5 separate regions of the Mus musculus genome follow, and regions 1, 2, 3 and 4 are each linked to region 5. The links are chromatin loops, found by intact Hi-C in ENCODE. Cell type or tissue: heart. All regions are shown on one strand.

What was found. Hi-C counts contacts between places; a loop is a spot of excess contacts. Peaks named below come from ENCODE experiments on the same cell type or tissue, not always from the same donor. Only the 100,000 strongest peaks of a DNase experiment are listed, where the experiment ranks them.
Region 1: a loop joins it to region 5, with 2.8 times the contacts of the local background. A loop is called at or near these places in 2 of 42 quality-filtered maps.
Region 2: a loop joins it to region 5, with 2.5 times the contacts of the local background. A loop is called at or near these places in 8 of 42 quality-filtered maps.
Region 3: a loop joins it to region 5, with 2.0 times the contacts of the local background. A loop is called at or near these places in 3 of 42 quality-filtered maps.
Region 4: it touches region 5 in a loop (2.1-fold over the local background); 2 of 42 quality-filtered maps call a loop at or near these places.

What each region holds. Positions count from the first base shown.
Region 1 is chr14:62,329,170-62,334,169 of GRCm38, forward strand. Rnaseh2b (ribonuclease H2, subunit B) reads left to right here and starts at 2,899. Exons shown (of 11, transcript NM_026001.3): 1 at 2,899-3,007. The coding sequence starts at 2,947. It overlaps Gm41173 (a long non-coding RNA gene), which reads right to left and starts at 2,886. Exons shown (of 2, transcript XR_874686.3): 1 at 2,693-2,886; 2 at 1-1,159. In heart, CTCF peaks have their summits at 2,867 and 4,941 (motif pointing left); DNase peaks (open chromatin) are centred at 2,922 and 3,192; H3K4me3 peaks cover 2,287 bases; H3K27ac peaks cover 2,548 bases.
Region 2 is chr14:62,040,222-62,045,221 of GRCm38, forward strand. No RefSeq gene overlaps it. Among named protein-coding and RNA genes, the nearest start is that of Gm35307, 7.9 kb to the left of the region's middle. In heart, a CTCF peak has its summit at 2,289 (motif pointing left); no DNase peak of the experiment used is centred here.
Region 3 is chr14:61,569,236-61,574,235 of GRCm38, forward strand. No RefSeq gene overlaps it. Among named protein-coding and RNA genes, the nearest start is that of Spryd7, 15 kb to the left of the region's middle. In heart, a CTCF peak has its summit at 2,311 (motif pointing right); a DNase peak (open chromatin) is centred at 2,326.
Region 4 is chr14:61,596,500-61,601,499 of GRCm38, forward strand. Trim13 (tripartite motif-containing 13) reads left to right here and starts at 3,013. Exons shown (of 3, transcript NM_023233.3): 1 at 3,013-3,071; 2 at 3,295-3,396. In heart, no CTCF peak of the experiment used is centred here; a DNase peak (open chromatin) is centred at 3,012; H3K4me3 peaks cover 1,786 bases; H3K27ac peaks cover 1,248 bases.
Region 5 is chr14:61,678,482-61,683,481 of GRCm38, forward strand. It overlaps Dleu2 (deleted in lymphocytic leukemia, 2), which reads right to left and starts at 3,892. Exons shown (of 7, transcript NR_028264.1): 1 at 3,629-3,892. In heart, CTCF peaks have their summits at 2,623, 3,683 and 4,333; DNase peaks (open chromatin) are centred at 2,620, 3,000 and 4,030; H3K4me3 peaks cover 3,337 bases; H3K27ac peaks cover 3,096 bases.

The DNA.
Region 1 (5,000 bases), 650 kb after region 5:
AAGACATCTAAAACAACTACAACAAACACGTATTGTTTTTATGCTTAAAGTAGAGAAATCACAAGTGTTTAAAAAATAAGCTTTATGCAGGGAGATGGCACAGGGAGATGGCACAATGGATAAATCGCTTATCATACAAGTATGAGGACCAGAGTTCTGATTCTCAGAACTCTTGTAAAAAGATAAGCTGTCACAGCAGCCACCTGTCATGTCAGCACTCTGGAGGCAAAGAGAAGGGCTCCTCAGAGCAAGCTGTCCAGCTAGAGTAGCTGGAGTCAGTGAGTCTGGGGCTCAGTAAGAGCTTACCAAGTAAATAAACTGCAGAGCAGCTGAGAAATATACCTGATGCCAACTTTGGGTCTCTACCTATAAACACGCATAAGTACATGCTCACCTCTACACATATGTACTCCCACATGAACACACACACAAACCACAAATGTGTGAAAAATCATTCTCTTACTACATGAATTACATGAAGAGAGATAAGGGATGTGGGTCTTTACTCATCAATAGGAGTCACGGGACTCTTAACAAGAGACTGACCCATGACTTGCAGAAGTTTCACCATTTTCACGTTAAATGCCATTTCCTAGTTTTGTTATTGAGCAAAATGCTGGCCAAAAGACTCACAGTATTAAAGTTCACTGGCCTTTAGCATGTGCCCATGCCACAGCACATTGTGGGGGTCAAAGGGCAACTTTCAGGAGTCAGATCATTTCTGCTCCATCATTTGGGTGGTTATTGAACTCAGAGGAACCTCAAAGTAATAAAATTGATGCTATGATGTATTAATAATAAACTGGCTTAGGAAACACCAAGGTACACAGAGTAGAATTTAGCTAAAGGAACTCTGCCTCGTGCCTGGGAGAGAAGTGCCCTAACGAGGCTTGTGAGGAACTGTGGAAGAAAACTCTGTACCACAGTAGACGTTTAGGATTACTGAGAACGTTTCTGCTAATTCTTGGTCACCAAGACTGATTTCCAGTTAAGCTCTAGTCCCATAACAAGGCTTACAACTAGCCATTAGGCATATCCCCATATCAAGAACATGCCTCCGAGGGGTGGCTCAAGGGAGTAGCACAGGGTCACAACCATCATTAAGTCCTGGTCTGTCCTCAAGTTCTCTGTGCTCTCAACAGGAAACGTGTAATTCTGCCTGGTGGACAAGAACAAAAGGAACACTAGTGTACTTAAATAGTTCAGGCAATATCTTTGCTGAGTAAATCTCCCATTTGCCCAAGCAAGGGACCAGACCTGCCGTCTCTTGTGTCTGTTTAAACTTTCCAAAGTGTAACCTGGGGCTGGAGCCTGAAAGATTTATGTGAAATGCATAAGCCTAAAATGTAAGCTAACAACATCTTCTCTATAAGGCCTCCTCCCTGAGCATTAGACACACACACACACACACACACACACACACTATCATTAAAAACCATTTCCATTATTAATCCCTCAGTGTGCAGTGATTTCTCTGTGGCTGGGCATGGGAATCCTGTTAATCCTCTGTGTACTGAACCACCTTGATGGTCCAATTGAGTCAAAATTCTTAATTCTCAGCCAGCATGAAACGCAAAGCCAGTCCTAGGGGGACCCCTTTCCCTCCAGAGTCCTCTTCTGTCTTTGTATCCTGACTCATCTTCCTGACTCTTATCCACAGCCAGGGGAGACTAGCACAGGAATAGAGCTGTACTGGGTAAAGCAGTTCTCACTGTGGCCAAGTGCTGGGACAGTTGCTGCACAAATGACACTGATCTTGCTTTTGTCTGAGAGAATCACGAAATGTCCCTGCGTGGCCTTATTTTTTCGTGGTCTTACAATGGTCTGGTCAGAGGTGGGTATTATATATATATTTTTTTTAATTAGGTATTTTCTTCATTTACATTTCAAGTGCTATCCCAAAAGTCCCCCATACCACCCCCCCCTACCCACTCACTCCCACTTCTTGGCCCTGGTGTTCCCCTGTACTGAGGCATATAAAGTTTACAAGACCAAGGGGCCTCTCTTCCCAATGATGGCCGACTAGGCCATCTTCTGCTACATATGCAGCTAGAGACATGAGCTCTGGGGGTACTGGTTAGTTCATATTGTTGTTCAGAGGTGGGTATTTTTAAGGGCTTCATGCCTCAGGAGGGAATCTCAGCCTATGTTTTAAGATCCAGACCAACTTCTGGTTGCTCTATGTAATTTCTCAAAAGCTTTGACCACCTTTATAACTCAGACCTCCACATTTATGTTGCCTGTGTCTCACATTGCTCCCTCTACAAAAACAAAATACAAAGTGCCACTAGACTGGATAACAAAAGACATAAAGTGCATAGTCTGCCTAGAAAGAACACTTCAGAACAAGCTTCCTGATCGGCAGCTGGCCCTTTGAGAGAATCCCCTCTCCACCTCCCTAGTCAGGGCTTAATTGTTTTCTCTATAGCCCCGAGGTGAGCCCTAGGCAACAAGACACCACTTTTGCTCACAACCATTCTAGCACTTGGGAGGTTCCTGATCCAGTATTCAAAGCCAGCCAGGGCGGCATACTTTGAAGGTCAGTCCCCGCTGGGTGGTGGACCTTGTGTCAAAACCAAACCACACCCAAACTAAGTCTCGTTAATACTCTAAAGATTTATCCTAAATAACAAATTCGTATGTTGAACTCCAAATTATAAGCATAATTTGGGTTGTATCTTTAAAAAATTACCTTAACTATCAAATTGGCCCACAGCCAATTTGAAGGCTGCTCGCCCGCATTAGGAACCTCAATGTATGAAATACACGCACGAGCAGCGCCCGTAGAATGAGAGTGAGAAAAACGAGGAGCTCCACACCCTCCACTGACAGCAGGGCCCGCGCAGATTTCAAAAAAGGAAGCCGAGCGGGCGGGCCCGGAAATGGAGGCAGGCTGGTGGCCCCGGTTGGCGGGCCCCTCGGCGCCACTTCCGGCAGGGCGCGACCATGGCCGGAGGTCGGGACCGCGGGGACTTGGCGGCCAGGCAGCTAGTGTTCCTACTTCCAGGTAAACGCGGGAGGCGCGTGGGCCTAGGTCGCTGGTGGCGGCAGCGGCAGCGCGGGTTTTTTTTTTTTCCCAGGCCAGCACCGGTCCGCAAGGTCCTAGCGAGCGCGGACCCGGATTCGGTGCCCCGCGCTTTGCTAAGCATCCTGGTCACGTGTCACAACACGCGGGAAAACTCCAAACCCGGAAGCGACGGCAGCGTTTGCGCGGATTCCCTGGGGCGGGTCCAGCCACTCGGCCTGCGGCGGGCAGCGGGGGTCCCGGGACTCTGCTGTCCCCTGGGAGTTACTGGATCTCTGTAGCTCAGCGTCTAGAATCTTACCAGCTCCAAACCAGAGGTCGCAGTAGTCCCATGCTGAGCCGCTCTGCTGCTCTGGAAAGGCAAGGGTGGCCAGGCATAAGGGAGCCTGGATGGGGTTTATGTGAGCGTGGTTTGAAACAATTCCAGGACATGGTGACAGTCAAAAATCCCAGAACCAGGCCACTCAGTGTCCCTGTAGATGATGACCAGCTATCAGGGCATGTGGTGGCATGCGACAGCCATTGCCATATGAGGAGGGCAAGTGAAATAAATTTGGGTTAGGGAATGCAAGCCAGAAACACTCTGTCATTTTACAATGATACATTTGATGTTAGAATACGCGTGAAGAAGGAAACTTCCCAGTCACTTTAATTTTGAGTTTTAGTTTAGCAAATGCAGAGCATTTTTACAGCAAATATATTTCACCAGGGTATAGATATCCAGTGATGATAATTTTTATAATCTTTATGTAACGACCTGACACTTACTTTGGATACACAGCTTCTCTCCTGTGTAAAAAGTTAAACACATTCAAGTGTATGGATTTTGGGTTTGCAGCTCACTCAACTGAACCCTGTATGCTGCTGACCAAGAAGAGTAGCTTTCCAGCTAGCAGCTCATACACCCGTCTTCTAGAGAACCCCAGGCTTTCTGTCATCAAATTAGTTTTGCCTGCTTGGACCCCTGTGACTTTTGTATCTGTCTTCCTTCCCTCCGTACCACGTCTGCCAGATCCATCCATGGCTGTTCCATGGGTTTTGTTGGCTGGTTCTTAAAAATTGCTTCTGGTTTGCTGTATGCATATCAATGCTACTACTCTCCGGAGGATGGATGGCATTAGGTGTTCCTCCTGGTTTGCACCTAGTAGGAGTTACACCTCTGGCAGCATTCTTTTGAGGCTGTTGGTGGACATTGGCATTCATTTCTTCGGAGTGTCTGTATCCTGGAGTGGAAGCTGCTTTTGGGTGCTTGTTGGGTTAGCTTTAGTTCTGCAGAATGGTTTTCTGAAGTGGTTGATACGGCTTCGTCCTGACTCCAGCTGCCTATGATGAGTCCAGTTAAGCCGTAACCTCACTGATAGTGCTTGGTAAAGCAGCTAGTGAGAATTCCTGGTGTTGGTGAGCCATCAGAAGGCTAGCTGAACACCTTAGTTTAGCTGGGAGAGGGGAGAGCCTCCTTTCACCCTTCTGTTACATCAGTATATTTGATTTTTGTAGTAGGATCCCTAATCATTCTTTTTGCAATCAAACATGTTAATACTATATAGTAGTTTGCAATAATTTGAGGGGTTTTGTTTTGTTTTGTTGGCTGTTTCACTGACATTAATTTCCTTCTTAAAGTGTGTCATAATCGTACCAAGCACAAAACTGAAAAGACTCGATGTTGAATGCATCCCTCAAAGAGAAAGGTGTAGTAGATCTACTGGGAGGGAGGGGTGAGACGCATTGCCACCTGGTTTCTGTTCAAAGCTGAGGTGTCTGTCCTCTCACCTTTTTTTACCCTTCAGGCAAGGTGCTCTCTCACCTACTCATTAGGCTGATAGTGGTTGAGGGTTCTAAAACTTAAAACTTGGGCTTCCTGACTTCTGCTCTTCCAGGTGGCCTTTAGTGCCACCTGCAGGCTCTAAGGGTCCAAACACGTTTGATAGCAGCTATGGGGTCTGCCCTCCAATGTAAGGGCACCGGCCTCCTGGGA
Region 2 (5,000 bases), 360 kb after region 5:
TTCCTGGACTTTGAGTAGAAGCAGTATCTACACATGGCTAACACTTGGACAAGGCCAAAGGAGTTTCTACACTAGTGAGAAAGAGAGAAAGCCACCAAGAAAAAAAGACAACCAAAAAAATTCACAACAAACATGGACACAAATGTTAAAAATGCCAGCCCCCCCACCTCAATATAGCAAGAAAATTGTAGTTAATTGAGCAAAGACGAAATTGAATAAGTTGGCAATTTTCATTTTTTCAAACTAAGTGTGATCAATATTATCCTAATCAAAATAAGAAAAATGATATATTCTCATGGAAATGTGACTGTGAAGTTGATCTGGAAGCATGGATAAATGAAAGTAACCAAGAAAGAGATAAAGACTTAAAGCAAAAAACAAAAACAAAAAGACAAAAAGCTCTTAATAATGCTTTAACAGAAAAGTCCCAGAGCAACAATCAATAGAAGAGAGTCAAGTCCCTCAGCACACTCAAATGTATGTCAACATTTATTATAATAAAGCAACTTCAGACTGCTGGATGAAGCTGAAGTTTACTCTGATGAGTAGTGCTGGCATAATTCCTTTTTTTTTTTTTGAGGATAGAAAGGGGTTCAAATCATATCCCCAAATAAATTCTTGATGAATCAAATAATTAAAATTTAAAAGCTGAGAGAAGAGAAAATTATGATGAAGTTTCATCAATTCTTCATGTTGAATAGGTTTTTAAGAGAAAATGGGGAAAGATTTATGAAAGAAGACAGATAAGTTTTATACCAAAATTAAAACCATTTATATGTCAAACTTAAAAAAAAAATCATGCGGCAAAAAGTACCCAAAGGAAGAGTGCAACATTGAAGGCAACACATGGTTCACTTAGAGAGCTTCCAGGGATCAGTAACTAGAATATTAATATCTTAAACAAAAATTGCTGTTATTTACAAGAAATAAATTGTATAAGTGGAAAAATTAGACAACAAGCACTGAAAAATAAAGTCCAGTGTTTGTTTAAAATATAATGGGAAGAAGATCACATCTATACAATTAGGGCATAATTTAAAGGTAGGGAAAAATCCAATAATTATATGTTTAGGTAGAGGGTCAGATAAGCAGCAGCTATACAAAAGGCTCAGTGGTTAAGATGTTCTCGGTGCAATGGTGAGGACCACAGTATTGCACCAGGACCTAGGAACAGTTGGAGTCTATGCTGGCTGTAACCCCAGCTCTGCAAAGCTGAGGAAACAGGGGCTGCTGGGGGCGACCCTGCCTCAAAAGACTATGCCAAGGGTGATATCAGAGGACACCCAACACCCTTTCCTGGACTCCATATACATGTATAGCTACATGCACAGTACACATGTACACACATAGGCATGCACATACACAGATACACACACAGACACGTTCACACTCACACACACAGGAACATATGCACACAGACACACATGGACATGTACACACACAGGTATCTATATAAAGACACACATGGGGACATGTTCACAAATACACAAACACACACAGTGACACATATACACACACAGACATACACAGAGGCATATATACACCCAGACACACATACAAGGACATGTACACACATTTTCACACAGAAATGCACAATACAGACACAGACACAGACACAGACACACACACACACACACACACACACACACACACACACAACTGTTTAGAGCCAGGAATGAGGAAACTCTCATGTACCTCAAGAGGAAATGTGAGATTTTAGGGCTGAAATATGGTTACATATCCAAAATCTTAAAGTTGTAAATGCAGGCTCACCTCATAATTCCTCTGCAATGAATCTATCCTGAGGGAAGTTTTTTTTGTTTTGTTTTGTTTTTTTTGTTTGTTTGTTTGTTTGTTTGTTTTTTTTTAAGAAAACGATATTTAAGGGTTTTGGTACAAGCACTTTATTGTAGTGTTATTTATAACTAAAAATGTATCAAAACGTGTTTAAAGAATTACAGTACAGTTACAGATTGCAGAAAATTACACTCCCAAGGATATTCAAAAATTTTAAAGAAATATAAAGTTAATATGAAATGAAACCAAAGAGGCTTCAAAGCCACATGGCTTGGGCTCTTCATGTATGCCTGCATATGTCCACCCATGGGTATGTGCCACCCATGCAGAGATTGGCACAAATGGATCGACAAGTGGTTGCCAGGATAGTGAGTTTGTTAGTGGGGTTTGTAACCTTATTTGCTTTTTGTTTCAGTTTTTTTTATGAACAAAAGCTATTAGCTTTATTATCATAAATATTAGTTTTGCAGTTCTCTCTGCTACCGAGGGCTCCCCCTGCTGTTCACTTGGGAAACATGAGGGCTTGGCTTTGATAGTCCCTAATTGTGATTCCCTTTGTTTTCTGGAAGACTCTAATCTTTGGCCTAGTGGCATTCTCCATGTCTCATTAACCTTGAGTGCAAGATCTTTTAATTTGCGTATTTGTAATGATAGGTCGTTATTAGTGGAGATATAATTCTTGCACACTGATCATTTATTTGAAAGGATCACTCCCATGGCTTGTCAGATTCCGAGACATTTTCACCACTCCAAGCAGAAGCCTGTACCATTAGCCACCAGTCCCCCTCAGCCCTCCCCCGCCCCTGGTAAACAGTGCATGGCATTCAGGCATGAGCTTGCCAGCTTCAGACATTCTATAAAATGGAGCGATTGTGAGCCTGCCTGTTGCATCTGGCTTTCCTCCCTGTCTTACAGTCTTCAAGGCTCGCCCGTGCTGCAGCTGAACTTTGTTCTTTTTACCACTGAATAATATTCCGCTGTCTAAATACATCACTGCAGCCTATTTATTCACTAGTTAATAGGCATTTAGATTCTGTTTACCTTTTAGCTATTTTAATTAATGCTGTGATGAATATTCATGCGTACACTTTTTATCTTGCATCTTAAATTCCCTTCAGTGAAATGCTAATGCATATTGTTACTCGATATTTAACATTCGGAGAACCAAGTCTTTTTATCACTCCTGAAGGAGAGCGCGTACTCACTGCCAGTCACCAGAGAGGGAACTGCCCAACTATTCCAGAGTGACTACATCATCCTGCATCAAGTGGAATCTTTCTGTGGTTTGATTTGCATTTGCTAATGACTATGGGTTTCTTGTAGGTGCTTTTTGGCCATTTGCACATTTTCTTTGGAGAAATGTTTATTTATACCCCCTGTCTCTTTTTAATTAGGAAATTTGTCTCTTTATGGTTGAATTGCAGTCATTTTCCCTCCATATCCAATGCTAGACTCCTGCCAGGTATGTGATTTATAGATTTTTTTAAATATCCTATGATTATTTTTATTATTTTGAAATATTTTTAAAACAAAATATCTTTTAATTATTAATCAAGTCCAAATATCTCAGTCTCTTTTGTTGCTTATGCTTTTGGTATCACATCTAAGAACTCATTGGCTGAGTCGCAGGACACGACATTTTCCAGCTGTGATGCCTTCGGCATCTCATGGCTTCAGTTCTTACCTTTAGGTCCACATGCACTCTGGGACTATCTCATTTTAGCATTTGACCATGGTGAGAGGGAGTCTCACCTTCAAGTATGTTCTACTCTTTCAGCACCATCTCTCTGTAAGCATGGCATTGCCCTTACTGAATTGCCTCCATCTCTTTATTAAAAATAAGTGCGTGCATTCTGCATCTCAATCCTATCTGGTGACCAAAATGACTGGCAAATTTCCAACTCAACCTTTGGACTGTCTGAAACTTTTATGTGAAAAGGCAGCTGAGATTTTGGTAAAAGAACAAGGAAGGATCTATGGACACAGAGTTATAACATGGAATCCCAAGTCTGTGAGGACAGACAAGCTAACATTATTTATGCTCTTTCTCTGAGTGGTGTTTTGCAATTTCCTTGTATATAAGTTACCATGTTAAATCTATTTCTAAGTTCTTATTAAATGATCATATAAATAAAATGTTCTTAATGTTATTTCCTGAGTATGCATTGCTGGTATAGAAAACTGTAAATTCTTCTCTGCACAGTCTCTGCAGCCATAAGGCTACTGAAACAGCTTTTGACCATAATAGAGTTTTGTGGTTTCTTTAGCATTTCCTATTTCAAATTAAGCAAACACAGATACACGTATTGCTTCATTTCTAGTGTGGTGTTTTAAAATATAGTTTTCTCCACTATTGCTGTGAGTCAAACCTCCAGAACTATTTTCCAGTCGAAGGGAGACGGTTTTCAACTTCTAGCATCAAACATAATGTTACATTTTCTCCTTTACTTTATTTTATGTGTACTGGTGTTCTGTCTGCATTGTGCATGTGCATCAGTGGATGGAATACTCATAGAATGCATTGGCTCCCCTGGGCCTGGAGTTACAGACAGTTGGGAGCCAAAATGTGGATCCTGGGAATCAAACACAGGTCCCAGGAAGAGTAGCCAGAACTCTTAGCTACTGAGCCATCTCTCCAGCCCTATGAAGCATAATAGTAACTGCTTATATTTATTTGGTGTAAACCAGAATGAGAGAGTTCCCTTCCATTCTAATGTATTGGATATTTTAACAAGAATAATTTGTATTGTGGATGTAATCAGATGCTTCATGTATCTATTGCATGGACTCTTTCCTTCTGTCTATGAATGTGGTGTCTTAGTTTCTGTTCTATTGTTGTGACAAAACATCATGACCAAGACTTACAGAAGAAAGCATTTAATCTGTGGGCTCATGGTTTCAGAGAGAGAGAGAGTCCATGGCCATCACAGTGGGGAACATGGCAACAGGCAGCAGCCATTGCACTGGGATAGTAGCTGAGAGCTTGCACCCCATCCACAAGCCTGAGACAAAGAGAGAGAGAGAGAGAGAGAGAGAGAGAGAGAGAGAGAGAGAGAGAGAGAGAGAGAGAGAGAGGTGAGTAGGAGCTAGCTGGAAATGCCCGAGGCTTTAAAACCCCAAAGCCCAAACACAGTGACACACCTCTCTAACAAGGCCACACCTCTGAATCCTTGCCAAACAGTTCCACCAACTGGGGACTAAGA
Region 3 (5,000 bases), 110 kb before region 5:
TTACAGGAAGACAAGTATGTTAGTGTAAATAACTATTATTTTATGAGAGATGGTTTTATGAGAGAACATTTTTTGAATGGTTTCTAATGCAATGTTAGGAGAAATGGATTACTGGTGTTGAGGGTTTAACTTGCCTGAGGAGCAGAAAAATTGCAGAAAACACCCCGACCTGGGAGCCAGACCTGTGTGTGCAACCTGAGTGAGCAAATGGATGATGGGAGCAAAGAAGTTTCTTCTGAGAGCTGGTCAGTAGAGGCTGTGAGAGGGAGGGAGGGCTTGGCTAGAGCTGCCTGCTCATGTTTGTCTTTTCTGTCATCTGAGACACTCTGAACTTTGAGAACAACAAACAGTTTTGCTCTAGTGACTTCAGGTTATTTCTTAAGTCAGTGCTCCTACAGCTCTGTTCACCTCTAATGTAACACTAACTGTAAATTCCCCTACACGTTTACAGCTGCCCTCCAAACCCATTGAAACTTCAAAACATTTGTCATCCTCCTCTCACTCAAAAACATATCTTCTTAAAAGTTATGAAGGGGGCGGGCTGGTGAGATGGCTCAGTGGGTAAGAGCACCCGACTACTCTTCCAAAGGTCCGGAGTTCAAATCCCAGCAACCACATGGTGGCTCACAACCATCTGTAACAAGATCTGATGCCCTCTTCTGGTGTGTCTGAAGACAGCTACAGTGTACTTACATATAATAAATAAATAAATCTTTAAAAAAATATTTAAAAAAAAAAAAAGTTATGAAGGGGCTGGCTTGTGGTTCTGTGAAAGAACTCTTGCCTCACCAGCTCTAGGTTTGCTCTGTAGCACTGACAAAATGAACGGATGGATGAATGAATAAAAGTATGGGGACTTTCTGATGTCACAGTAATACCATTCGGTATCTTAGTAGGAATTGGGGTACAGATACAGGCATTTATTACAACTTGAAAATTTACACTCAAGAGTTACACACTACGGCTGGAGAGATGGCTCAGCGGTTGAGAGCACTGACTGCTCTTTCAGAGGTCCTGAGTTCAATTCCCAGAAACCACATGGTGGCTCATAACTATCTGTAATGAGATTGATGCCCTCTTCTGGTGTGTCTGAGGACAGCTACAGTGTACTTATATAATAAATAAATCTTTAAAAAAAAAAGAGTTACGCACTTAGATATATGTCAATAGAATTTTGGAAGAAATGACTAGCAACACCTGCTCTAATTGATAACACATCAACTTAATTATTCAGGGAAATCTCTGCTGATGACTATAATTTACTTTTTAATGTATAAAAATAATATGACTTGACAAATTCAGAGGGAAATTAATAGATACCATAATTCAAGAAGAGCTACATGTTGATAGATTAGATGGTGTGCATAGTTGAATCCCTTCCACGTTGCCTGTAATTTTCTGTTTGTTGGCTCTGATCTACTGTGGTCCAGACTGGCCTACGTACCCTGAGTTCCGGATCCCAGTGCAGGAATGATATGTGTGCTTGGTTGAGCCTGACTTACATTTTCAAGTTTCCATTAAAATGTTGGAAAGATACCTAGAAGTATGATGTCACTTAGATGAGCAGAAAAACACTGAGTGTTAATGTTTGAGTGTTTGGCTAGATCAGGCCCCACGTGTGTATGGTGACTCGGTTCTGTCCATACTACCATGGAGCCTCTGGTTTAACCCAGTGGCCGGTACCGCTGATTCCCTTAGTTCTATGGGAACATTGGTTCTACAGAATGAAGCTATTTGGCAGACAGAACCTTTTTTTTTTTTTTTAATCTTAAATTTAGCTTTATTGGGGGCTGGAGAGATGGCTCAGTGGTTAAGAGCACACACTGTTCTTGCAGGAGACCTGAGTTCAGTTCTAAGCATCTAGTTGGGACGTGGTATTCCTTGATTGTTTCTGGTCTTTGTATGGTGGCTCCTCAGGTAGCTAAGGAAATCTCTAATTGCTATGTTAACTACAGACAGAGGTCTAGCTCCCTGGGAAGAACAGTACTGGTATCCCTTTTCCTGTGTAAAAGAGATTAATGCCAAGTTTAAAATGCCAAGCTGACTCCAGTTGAGTCTTCATGAGCCTTTATAGCTTTGTTCTGCCAGACATCTCTCATCACTAGCCCGACCTCAAGTGGCATAATAGTTGGATTGGACGTGCCCCACCATGATATCTTTTAGGGCTGGGGAACTTTCATTTCTCTTTGTATGCTCAGCCCTAAGCCTTCTGCCTTCCTTGTTCTGGGAGTGATAAATAAATCACTGTTTGAAGGCAAAATGCAAATTTTTTTGCTCTGTAAAGCCAGGCTTCTTGTTGGCCAAGTGTGTTCACATTGCCGGCAGAGGGCGCACTTGCACTGGTGGCAGAGGACCTTCCTGAGATAGATTTTGTCAACTCCACCCGAGTCAGTTCTTGAAGATTTTACTTTTTAAATTGGAAAGATTTTGACATTCATTGGTGAGCCTTTTCATCTCACAGAGTAAATGGGGGTTTATGGAGCTGGTCCTTTAAGCTAGAAAGGATGTGGCTGGAAAAAAAAAATCAGCTGCTCTCTGAAGTGAGCTTTAGGCATGCACTCACGGTGGGAGAGGTTGCCAGCAGGAGAGAGTTCCCACCGCTGTTTCACTATATTCGAGCATTTGAATAGAAATATTTAGGACCTGTGTTCTAGCACCAGTACGCTTTTGTGTGTGAATGTCATACAATTCAATGTGTAATGTTCAGTTTCTTCTAGACCAGCAGTTCTCAACCTTCCTAACACTGGGACCCTCTTAATACAGTTCCTCATGTTATGGTGACCCAACCATAAAATTATTTCCATTACTACATCATAACAATAACTTTGCCACTGCTAGGAGTTATAAAGTAAATATCACTGGAGATAGAGGTTTGTCAAAGGAGTTGCAACTCACAGGTTGAGAACTGCTGTTTAGACAAACAGTACAGCCCACTGTATGGTTTCAAAGCATTCAAACTGCCTGGGCTACAGTTCCATTTGTCTTAAACCCTCTGTGCCTTTGTCTCCTTCCCATCTATAAAAGAGGTTAATAATTACCTGCTGCAGCGGATTAATTTCAAGGTGACATGAGTTCATCTTTGTGAAGCTGTGTTATGTGACAAGACACCCTGGGGAGCTGCAACACAAGTCTGCTCACCTCAGAGAGGGAGTTCACGACAGACAAAGTCCAACTTGGTGAACTACTTAGTTTATTGATGTTACTTACAGGAATATCAGTGAGGGGTGACTTAAAGGAGCAGAAGTGACTCAAAGACAGAATATCACTAAAGCAGCATGGGTGACAGCAGGAAGGTTGGGACCAGGCTGTGAATATATGGTATAGGGAGTGTTTGAGATTAGAGTCGCCTATGGGAAGGGGGATTCAGCCCATGAGAGGCCAACAAGAGCACACATCCTAGGACTTGGGCCACAGAGTCTGGAGGGTCAGCTCCAAGGATCTCCTAGGCAGACTGAAGTAACTCAGAGATGGGCCACAGAGGCCATGAGTTGGTCGGTATTAGAGGCCCTACTTGGGAAAAAAACACAGAAAACAAAACAAAACAAAAAAACCCAACAACAACAACAAAAAACCCAAAACTCAGCCCTTAAAGAAATGCTAGTGTAGGGCTGGAGAGATGGCTCAGAGGTTAAGGGCACTGACTGCTCTTCCAAAGGTCCTGAGTTCAAATCCCAGTAACCACATGGTGGCTCACAGCCATCCTAATGAGATCTGATGCTCTCTTGTGATTTTTTTTTTCGGTTTATCAAGACAGGGTTTCTCTGTATAGCCCTGGCTGTCCTGGAACTCACTTTGTAGACCAGGCTGGCCTAGAACTCAGAAATCTGCCTGCCTCTGCCTCCCAAGTGCTGGAACTAAAGGCGTGCGCCACCACCGCCTGGTCTCTTCTTGTGTTTGAAGATATGTACTTACATATAATAAATAAATCTTAAAAAAAAAAAAAGAAAGAAAAAAAAATGTTAGTGTCAAGAGATGAGTTGCAAGCCTTTCAGCCTGAAAAAGGAGCTAGAAACAACCAGTTAAAGAGGGTTCCTGAAAAAAAATGACCCAGAATTCTTTGGGACGCAGGAGCAGGGAGGTGAGGCTAGGACAGGTTGGAAAATCTGCCAGAGAGAGAAGGCCCTACGCCCTGACCTGGCATTCCTGGGATGTCCAGGAATCCACTGAGGGCTGTGATAAAATCTTGTTAGGACTCTGACTCCCTGGAGCCAGAATTGTGCCTCCAAGGCTACCTGGAGAGCGAACTCTGAGGTAGCTGCGGGTGCTCTGACTCCTGAGGAGGCTGCGGGTTCAACTCCTGTCGTTCTACCTGAGATCGGAGAGAACTGGACAGTAGAAGTGACTACCAGAAAGGTTCAGCCATGGAGCAAATGCATGGGAAGGCCTCGTAGCTCAGACTCAATACTGCCTTTTTCACGGTCCCAAGCAGTAAGTGGGATTCCAGGAGTCTCTGAGTGAGAACCCCAGCCCCAGGAGTCCTGAGAGAGCAGGCTTGGCCACACAACCCCATTTCCCTTGAAAGCAACGGGTGACAGTCAATTCTAATAAATGTGACCATTGGGAGGGCGAATACATGAAGTTCAGTGACCCCAAATTAGGACATTGGCAAGGTGCAGGAACTTCACCTCAAGCTGCACAGGTGCCCAGAGGAGTTTTAGATTTGAATTGAGAAGAGGGGTGGGGGCAGGAAGTGCATATATAATTAAAGAGGCCTGCTCAAGGTGTGTCCTCATAGCTCCTTGGCGGTTGGTTCAAAGAGGTTATCTCTGCCCTCACTTGAGATGGCAATGTGGCTCCCATAAGATGACTGCTGTTGCCTACAGGCTGATATAGTAAGGCAAAAGCTTTGCTACTCCAAGAATCCAAGGTGACTGCAGGGCTGAAGACCCTGAGGTACCTTCTCAGGGTCAAACGGAACATTGTAAGAGGTCTTTGTGCAACCAGCCTCGAGGAAGGATGAGCTAGGACAGACAGTCCAGCTTTCAGAAGGACCAGAAGCA
Region 4 (5,000 bases), 82 kb before region 5:
AGTTTCCCCACAGTGATCGCTACCCAACAGCATCTACTACAGTCTTTGTGCAGAGCAAACACATCCGACTAACACTTCATCCTCACATACCTACTTCTAGTCTCAGTTCCAGACCTGGATTTCTCTTTTTCTAAAGCCATCACCATTGGTGCCATAACTGGAAAGATTCTAGTCATTTTCAAGGCTCAATTTCCTTTTCTTCTTTTTGTATTTTAAAATTTTAATTAAAAAGGGATAGATCCGTGTACATGCATCTTCCTGGAGTACCTCACTGATGTACATGTATAGATATCAGGGTAAGTACACTAATCCGATTTGTGATAGTCTCCACCCTTTTGAAATTTACAGTGCGTCATTGTTACCTGGTGCTCATGGACTGTGGGGCAGGGCTCAGCTTGTTCTTTTCAGGACTTGTTAGGGCAGCGCCCAGCCCTGGGCACTCAGGTTCTTTCCCCAGTTTATGCCGCTTTTTCCTGTTTCTTCTCCCAGGCTGTAAGGATGGATATCTATCCCCTCTTTCATGCCTGCTGTCAGACACTTCCTACTCAGCAGCTCCATCACTGTGACTTTCATGTCTTTGCCACATGACTGCATTTTAAATTGATATAACCTATAGCAATGCTTTACTCGGCATTTGATTATCGGTGAGGAAGAACTGCTTTCCTTGAGATTATTAGTCATTTATATTTTTACAGGCTTTTTGTGTGATTGTTCATGGGCTTGAGCAATCCGGGGTTTTGAAATCAATGGGAAAGCACACGAACACTGATTGAGCCACACCCCAAGCCTCCTCATTCAGTCATTTTTTTTTTTTTTCCTTTGAGACAGGGTTTCTCTGTATAGCCCTGGCTGTCCTGGAACTCACTTTGTAGACCAGGCTGGCCTTGAACTCAGAAATCCACCTGCCTCTGCCTCCCAAATGCTGGGATTAAAGGCTAGCGCCACCTCTGCCCAGCTTGGTTTTTGTTTTGAGACAGGATTTCTCTGGGTAGCTTTGGCTGTCTTGGAGCATACTATGTAGAATAGGCTGGCTTCATCCCCCAAACTCTGGGATTAAGGCCTGTGCCACTGTGCCCAGTTGCCAGCATATTATGCCTGAAGTTTTGTGTGGGCCTGGGACAAAGCTTTCATTTGCACTGACATTTTTGGTGCTGTAGGAAAGAACCTGTTTGTTACAAGATATTTGATTACTGTACATAGAAAACCTAACTGTAGGCTGGGCATGGTGGTGATGCCTTTAATCCCAGCACTTGGGAGGCAGAGGCAGGCAGATTTCTGAGTTCAAGGCCACCCTGGTCTACAGAGTGAGTTCCAGGACAGCCAGGGTTACACAGAGAAACCCTGTCTCAAAAAAACAAAAAACAAAACAAAACAAACAAACAAACAAAAAACCCTAACTGTTAGCAAACCATCAAAGACTAGGTAGATATTGTGTTATCAGCTGCAGTTAGGTGTGTCCTAACAAGAAGCAGCTTGGCTGTGCCTCAGAAAACCTTAGGTAAGAATGCTGAGGCAAATTGCTTGGGAGAAGTCTTGTGGTCTTTTCTCTGACCTGAGGCTATGTCGGTTGGGTGGCCCTGAGCCACTGTAAAGGTGAAGTGGTTTGGCTCCTACTGACTTGTCTTGGAGCCCTCCCCCCTCCCCCCATCTTGGTGGTGAAGTGGTTCAGCCTGCCAAGGGTGTGGGGGAGGAGCTAGAGGCTTCTTTTTATAGCCATTGGATGGAGGCCCCCACTCCTTTGTTTTTTGGCCTTTATGGAAGGAGCTTCAGTTAAGAGATAGAGATCATCCTTTGCGTTTGGGCTAACAGTGGAGTACAGGCAGGACTCGGGCAAAACGGAAATCTAGGTAAGAGCGCTAAGGGGCCCTGCTGGGTTTGGAGGAACTCAAGAGAAAGGTGGATTAGCTCCGTAGAATGACACAAGTTTCTAAAGAGCTGGAAGTTTAGTTGTAGGATCAGGCTTATAAATAATATATATTTTGTATATAGTTTAGAAAATGAAGCTACCTCCCCGATCTAGCAGGTTTTTACCCCAGTTTACGCTTCACGTGTCAAGTGGTATACATAAACGGTTACACGTGCCGTTGGAATTTGAGGAAACCCTCCACAGCTTCGTCTTGGTTTTCCACCTTGTAGAAAACCTGTTCATTTAGAGGATAAGGCTCTTGGTTCCACTGTAACGTTCTCGTGAGGACTAAGTTAGAAATGACAGGGATTGGTCTTAGGAATGGTGTAGCCGGGACCACAGGCAATGGGCGGAAGGGGGCAAGAGGGGCTTTTCCATGACTTGGAACCGCGCTTTCCCCAAATTTGCTCTCCTAAAGGCCCAGGCCTTCCCAAGCGGGAGTAGACGTGCTCCTCCAGCACACATCACCCTGCATTTACCGGCTTTCAAGTTTGGATAGGAACCATCTTTTTCATCCTCTGTAACCACGGTCTCCGCATAGGAGGTGGAAATCAGGGCGAGATATTTTATTTTATTTTATCTTATTTTATTTTGGTTTTTCTTTATTTTTTATTTTATTTTTATTGATTGATTGATTGATTGAGATATTTTAAAACCAGTTAAAAGTTCCTGCCTCTGAGGGGAACCGTAGTAGTGCCTTTCTTTTCTTTTCTTTTCTTTTCTTTTCTTTTCTTTTTTTTTTTTCGAGACAGGGTTTCTCTGTATAGCCCTGGCTGTCCTGGAACTCACTTTGTAGACCAGGCTGGCCTCGAACTCAGAAATCCGCCTGCCTCTGACTCCCGAGTGCTGGGAAGTAGTGCCTTTCTATAAAGTTGGGTCAATGGTTTTCTACCCAGAGATCGCCGAGCCCGCTGGGTCCTGAAAAGTAGGCAAAGTGGTGTGAAGGGTTGGGCTGTGTTTTTGTTTTTGTTGTTCTTGAAAAATGCAAGTAACAACAACAACAAAAATACAGCAATCCAAACTCGGCGCGTGGGCGTCACCAGAGCACTTATCCAGAGGCTGGGCGACCTAGGTGGTGCGCAGGCGCGGGACAGCGGGAAGCAGAGGGCGTGGTCGCCGTGTCCATTTTGCACCGGCGCAGCCCGGCCCCAGTTGGCTGGTGGAGGTGAGCAGTGTGCTCCGAGTAGGGACCGGGGGCCGGGAGTCGCTGGCCCCGCTGCCGCGGCCGGGGGACACCTGCGTGGGCGGTGACGGGCGGCACGGCCTGGCGGCAGCGGTGCTACTGTCGCGGTCGGGAAGGTCAGCGCGCCGCTGGGGAGGCCCCCTGGCTAGGAGGGGGCCAAGAATGCAGATCTGTGCCTGTGACACTCTTTCTCCTTTCTCTACAGTGTTCTCCAGTTTTACCGTCAAAACGTGAGGGAAAACGAACTGGCTCTCTCCACAGAAAATATAGTAAGCTTGCCAAAAGCATATACTTGCCTGGAACAAAGGTAAACCGTATTATTTTTCTTTATGTTCTGGTATTTATGAAGGGGAAAAATACCCGATTTTATTAGTCCTAGGACCATTCCAGATGGAAATAAAAAGAATAAGTATATCTTCACCACCTCCTTTAATAATAGGGCCTTTGTTCTTTTCATATTTCAAAACTCATGGATTCAAAAATCCATGCTTGCCATTCATTTTTTTGGTAATTACTATATATAATTTAAAAAAAGTATGCTCTAAAGGAAACAAATCCAGCAACATTTCTTCTGTGTGGTTTGTCTTAGTTGTCCAGCTACTGGGGCTGTAGAGCAGGGCTTTAGATTCCTGCAGCTTTCTAGACATTTGTATGAGGAGTGCTTTTAAAACAGAATGTCAATATATAGGCATTCTTTGTGCTAGGACTCAATGGGGCTATTAATCAATTATGCCCCCCCCCCCTTTTTTTTTGCTTTAAATTACACCTTGGAGTATGCTATCACAGTCTACCCGGGAACTACACCTCTGCCCTATTTAATGCTAAGCATCAGTTTCACACAGCCTAATATCACCTGAAAACAATCTGAACTGAGTAATTGTTTTTCAGATTGGTCTGTGGATATGTCTTCATTTACACTGGGCACACTGTGGGCAGCTCTATCTTTAGGCTGATGAACCAGCTAAGCAGGAGCCCATTATGGACAGGCAGCCATCCACATTCTTGATGGTGTCTGCTGGTTGGGAGTGGGTTCCATGGTGGAAGGCATTGTTGTGGGGAATAGAGAGCAGTTTGTTTTGCCTTGAGTTCCTGCTCTGACTTACCTCAGTGATGGACTGATTGTAACCTGCAAGTGTCAGTTGATTTTGGTCAGTGTTTTGCACTGAAAGTAACAGGTCCAGGCCCAGAAGACCCATGTCTTCAGCCTTCCTTCCCAACTGTTCTTTCCATCCATGTATTTTCTGGTAGGTCTGGAAGTTGCTCACTCTGGGCAAGCGCTTTCAGTGAGCTGCAACCTCAGCCCTGCTCTGTGAAAGGGTCTCTGACCCACCGCAGTTCATGCTTCTGTGTTTCTGGTACCCTAGTTGTATTTATTTTCAAGTAATATGAAGATAGTATTGTAAAGATCCTCATTTTGTAAAAGATAAAACATATTTGTGAAAACTATAAGAGATTTTTAGAAATCTATGGAGTAAACTTTGTTTTGGGAATCTATCCCAGTGCCTTTAGCATGCTAAGTATACCTCTGCCATTAGCATATTCTCGGCTCCTAACATAGGAAAATCATCTTTTTTCCCCCTTTTTGTGACAGTTTCCTAGTTAGACCAGGCTGGCCTTGAACTAACGTATCTGCCTTCCTCTGCATTCAGAGTGCTGGGTTTGGCTTAAGGTGTCTGCCACTACGCCTGGGTTAGAATACTAAATTTTTGACTTACTTTCTGGAGAGTTTTGAATCCTAGAACTTTGCAAATTCAAGGTCTGTGCTTTGGTGGTAGAAGGGCAAGGAGAGTCAGGCCCCATGTTTTTCCTCCGGAAGTTGGGGGCTTGGTTAGCTACTTTGGGTTTAAGCCCAGAACTTACGTTTTATTCCTACCCCTTTGTTCTCAAGATAAGTGACGCATGCTTCTAGTA
Region 5 (5,000 bases):
AAAAAAAAATCATCAAGTGATCTACAAAAGACTCATGTTTTCTCACTATATGGGTGTTTTTATTTTTTAAAGATTTTTGTTAGTTTTAATTATTTGTATTTGTGTGTGTGTGTGATTCGAGTGTGCACATATGTGCGTGCAGGTGCCACAGTGGCCAGAGGTACCAGGTGTCCCTGGAATCAGAGTCACAGGCAATTTTCCCAGCATGGGTGCTGAGAGGCAAACTCCAGTCTTTCGGAAGATCTATACGTGCTCTTAACAGCTGAGCCATCTCTCCACCCTGCAATGTACTTATTTTAAAATGTGTGTAGCATGAATGTATAGGGCTTTTGACTCGTAAATATAATTATGCAACTAGAAAAGTATTCTGAGTTGCCTTTAGGAGAATATTAATTATTAAAATAGCCCAGCCACTATTTTTATCTCTAAAAGAGAAGCATATTTAATCTAACATCAAAGATACATAAATAATAGAAGCTTAAGGCAAACTGTAAAAGATACCAGGTTATAAAGAACATTTTATTTACCTTGATATGAGTGTTATTTTTAGTTCTCTAGATATATTAAGCCAATCATTTACCTGGTAACTGTTGACTTAGCATTTACTGTGAAAATGGGAAAAGTACATGCAACTCTTATGCTTTCTTTTCCACTAAGAGTGGAAGTCTTTCCAGTCCCATTGTTTTTGAGACAGTCATAGTCTGTATTGCATGCTGGTCTTGAGATCACAGTAGTCCTCTTGCCTCAGCCTCCCGAGTGGATTACAGGCACTAAGCATCATGCCTGGCTCTTTTTGGTCTTATGAAGGAAGCAGCAGGTTTCTCTTTATTTTCAGGTAGCAGGACGGATGGCCTACAGAACTATAGCCATGCACCAAGGATTAGAGCCATGGAGGACTACAGCCATACACTAAGGACACTATTTCTTTACTTAGCCTTGTCCTTTAAAGCCTCCTCCTGCTCTAGACTTGCACTAAGTGTGAGTGTTCCTTGGAGTTCTGGCTAACTAGACAGCCTCCCGGTCCTCTTAGCCTCCCCCATGGCTTTAGCTACCACTTATATTTTAGTGACTTCAGAGATCCAGACTTTACACCAACCTCCCTGGGAAAGGTTCCCCCATAGTGTAAAAAATGTGTTTACCCCGAGGTCCACACCTTCTTACTCACCCAAAGACAAGACTGTGCATCCCTTGACCTCAAACAGCTAATGACTTCTCTTGGGTACATGGCAGGTGGTTCTAGCAGGTTCTATCTTAGCTCACAATCCTTTTACATCCCATCTCTAAGCCTCCCAGATCCTCACAAGGCCTATGTGACCAATTGTCACATCTATCAGACATCTTCTGGAGGTTTTCCCTTCTTGCAGGTTTTGAGCTGAGGCATCACAAAGCAGAGAAACCCTTTGAAATCCTGTGCTACATTTTCTGTTTACTTGTAGGAGGAAAAAAAAAACCAACCACCACCCATTGCTTTTTTTTTCCCCTCAAAGCATATCTGTTCATCCTAAAAGGCTAAAAAAATAAAAATGCCCATTCAGGTACAAATACAAATTCCTCAGCATGGTTATTCTGAATCATGAAGGCCCTGACCATCTGTCCAGCTTCCCTCTTACCCCTTTTCAACTCCCACCCAGCACCCGTACCAGTACGCACATCTATCTTGCAGGCCCCAGTGTGTGTACTCTGTAGTCTTTTGGACACTTTTATTCTTAGCTGACCTAACCACTCAGGAAGTCACCATCTTTCTTTCAAGAGACACCCCAGGTGACACTACCTATGGAAAGCTACAGCGGCTAGGAGAGCTCACTCAACTCTTCCCACCCGACAGACAACCTCACAATCTTTCTCATAGCATATGCCTCTTGGATTTCTAAAGTGGAGGCTGAAGGAATGTGGGAATGTGAAAATTAAAATCATAACACCCCAACAAGCAATAACGTACTAGTGGCACATTTACACACTAGGGAAGAAAAGCACACGTTTTTGTTGTACTTTCTTGGAAGAAATTGGGTGATAAACATAAAATTCCCACCAGACCAGACTTTTGACACTAGATAAATATCACACATCCCTTCCTGTTACAGAATATAGTGCAGGGACTTTGCCAGCATTTAGTTTCCCCTTTTATCATTCTAATATGGGCATTCTATGTTGCAGGTGTCTAGGAGAGTCAGTAACCTACACCGAAAAGCCAGTTAATGGTCATGACAGTCCCCAAATTCTCCATTTACTCCGGGAAATGTTCCACTTTCACTGTTCTAAGTCTTCTCCTTACAACACAGATTCTAAGAACCAAGTATTTTTCTTTCCTAAGACTTTAAATTGTTGCTTCTTAGTAGAGATCTTTGCTATAATAGGGCGGACCGATCCTATCGAAGCGTATTTCCCCGCTCTTAACTCATCTACCTATAAATAGCGCCGCTCACCGAGCTGAGTCACCAAAACCCAGAGTTTACTCAAAATAGCTCTTAAGGACTGCTGGAATTGAGTCGCTCCAGTGGTGACAGATTGACCACACACCCATCAAGCTGGGCCACGGACCAGAGCCATAGAACTGGCTCCTAACCACCAGGCGCCCAGAGGGCTAGTCAGGCGAGTAAGACCCTAGTCGCTGGGATCTCGAAGTCTGGACTCAGGAACCAGCTAGTGGCCAGACTCCGCCTTGACGGAACAGAGTCCTCCCCGCCCTTTTGGAGCTGGGAGCCGCGGGGGGCCCGGCACCCGGCACCGCCCTCGCCCACTGCTCACACAATGGGGCGCGTCGAGGGGCGGCCCGGCTTGAGCTTCAGACCTAGCCCTCATTGCCTAACTCCCGGTTGTTGCCAAAGCACCTGATGACCTCAGACTATTGCCCACCCTCAGGAGGGTGCAGAAGCTTGGGAGCAGCAGCCCTGGGGGGGGTGGGGGGGGGGAGAAAACGGAAGTGCCACCCCCTGCAGGCAGGGTGGTGACGTCACCCTACCGCCAGCCTGTAGCGGGGGTGGTTGCCCATCACGTGATCCACGCCCCTCAGAATCCCGCGCGCGCGCTCCCTCCCCCCCCTTTTCAACTAGACTCCCACCTCTCCCGCCTCCTCTCCCCAACTTTCGCCCTCCCTGCTCCCTCACCGCTGTCAACAGCGCCAGCTCCGCCCTCCCCAACGGCGAAGCAGCGGGCTCCTGAGTTCAGGTCCTTGCTCCCTGAGCGCAGGGTGCCCCCCTCCCACCCTGTCCCCAAATTTAGGCGCTCAGGGTGCGTGGGCCTCGGGGGTGCAGTGGCGGCGGCGACAATTCTCCACTCATTCCTCCCACCGTGGACCAGGCGGACTCTGCAGGTCTGCGTTCAAAGGGGACCGAGAGACGCGCACGGCCTCCGGGGAGCCCCCTCCTCTCACCCTGCGGCCCGCCTGCTCTGCCAGCTCCGTCTCCCGTGGGGGCCACGCGCAGATCTCCTCCTGGAGCCCCTCACTCTCTTCGCTCCGTGCACGCCGGGGTTACAGCTTTGCTTTTTTTTTTTTTTTTTCCTTCTGTCGCTGCTGCTCCTCGTTCTATTTCCTTACCGCCCCCCGCCCCCGCCCCGGTTCCCTTCTAAAAGTGGAGGCTGGAGGAGGGAGAAAAGCAGCCTAGAGTCGAAAGGGGCGGTGCGCACTGACCTGTCAGCGACGGAGGAAGACCCCCGGTCTGGGCGAGCTCTCCAGCCAGTGGGGGCACTGGAGCGCAGGGCTCGAGCGGAGCGGCGGCTGCGCTCGACCAGGTGTCCCCTAGGCCGGTCTGCGCCGCCCCCTCCCTCGGCGCCGCGCTCTCCGCCCCAACATCGGGGACCAGGGAACCCCCCAGCTCGATTTTTTGTGCAGTTTCAGCAAAGCTCCGAGGAAGTTGGTCCTTTTGTTCCACTATTTATAGATTGCGTCAACATTGCGAAAAGAAGAAGGCGGAGCGGTGGCCCCTCCCCCGCCCCTCGGCCCGCTCCCAGGAGAGAAAAGCCCCAGCACACGACCTAAGTACACAGCGCGCCAGCCGCCCGCCCCCGGGCCTCCTGCTCGCCACTTCCCCCTCCCCCCGCCCGGGCCCGAGCGCTGCCAACCCCGTCACGTGCCCTCTCGGGAAAACCAGCTCCCCGGGGCTGTGCGCCGCCCGCCTGGTTCCGTGGCAGCGGCCTCCGCCCTGCGGCGCTCCCCTGCTCCTGGCTGGGGTCGCCGGCCCGGGTGGTGTGCACGACCTGGGGACCCGCACTCTGACCACTCGACGGGGGGTGGGGGGGGGGAATTTCTCCCGGACCCGAGCCTTGCGCGCGGAGTGGCCCCGAGCGTGCCGTTCGCTCGCTCGCTCGGGCGTCTCTACCTCCCTCCGTCTCTGGGAGCGCCACCGCCCTACTTGCAGAGAGCGCGCGCGTTTGGGCCTCGCTTTGGAGCCCACGGCCTGGACAAGTCCCTGTGCCCCCTACGTGCGGCGGCTCCCGCAGGCGTCCGCTTGCTAGGCCTCGCTCCCCCGGCCAACGGGCGTGAGGGGTGCGGGGGTGGCTCGCAGCAGCTCCCAGGCAAAAGCGCTGGGCGCGGGAAGCGCGGGGCGGACGCTCTGGATCCGCAGGTGCAGCTAGCTTCACGCTAGCTTCCTTCTCGCTTTCCCAGCTGCTTAAAGCCCCAGGCATTTGCGCATCCGACTCCTTGACAAGGGAACGCGGTTCTTGAGGACTTACTCTTTGGTTACAGGAGTGATTGGGGCAAACCATTACAAGTTGCCTTTAAACCCCGAGGACGAAGTGATAGGCCCCTCCAAACCCCGAAGTGAAACTGAGCGCCCTGCTGGCCTAAAGCCTAGGCGGAGGGCTCAGTGTAAACAAAAAGTGCGATAAACACCAAAGGAAGGCCTTACAATTAAGGCAAACTAAGTGGTTAGTCTAAGCGTGATTAACTTCTGTAGCTTCTAGTCCCTTTCCTAAGTAATTGATTTCAGAACGCAGTTTTACTTTTCAGGATCAGAACATAATAAGTTAGCTACCAGATCACTGATTCAGGAAAACAGGCT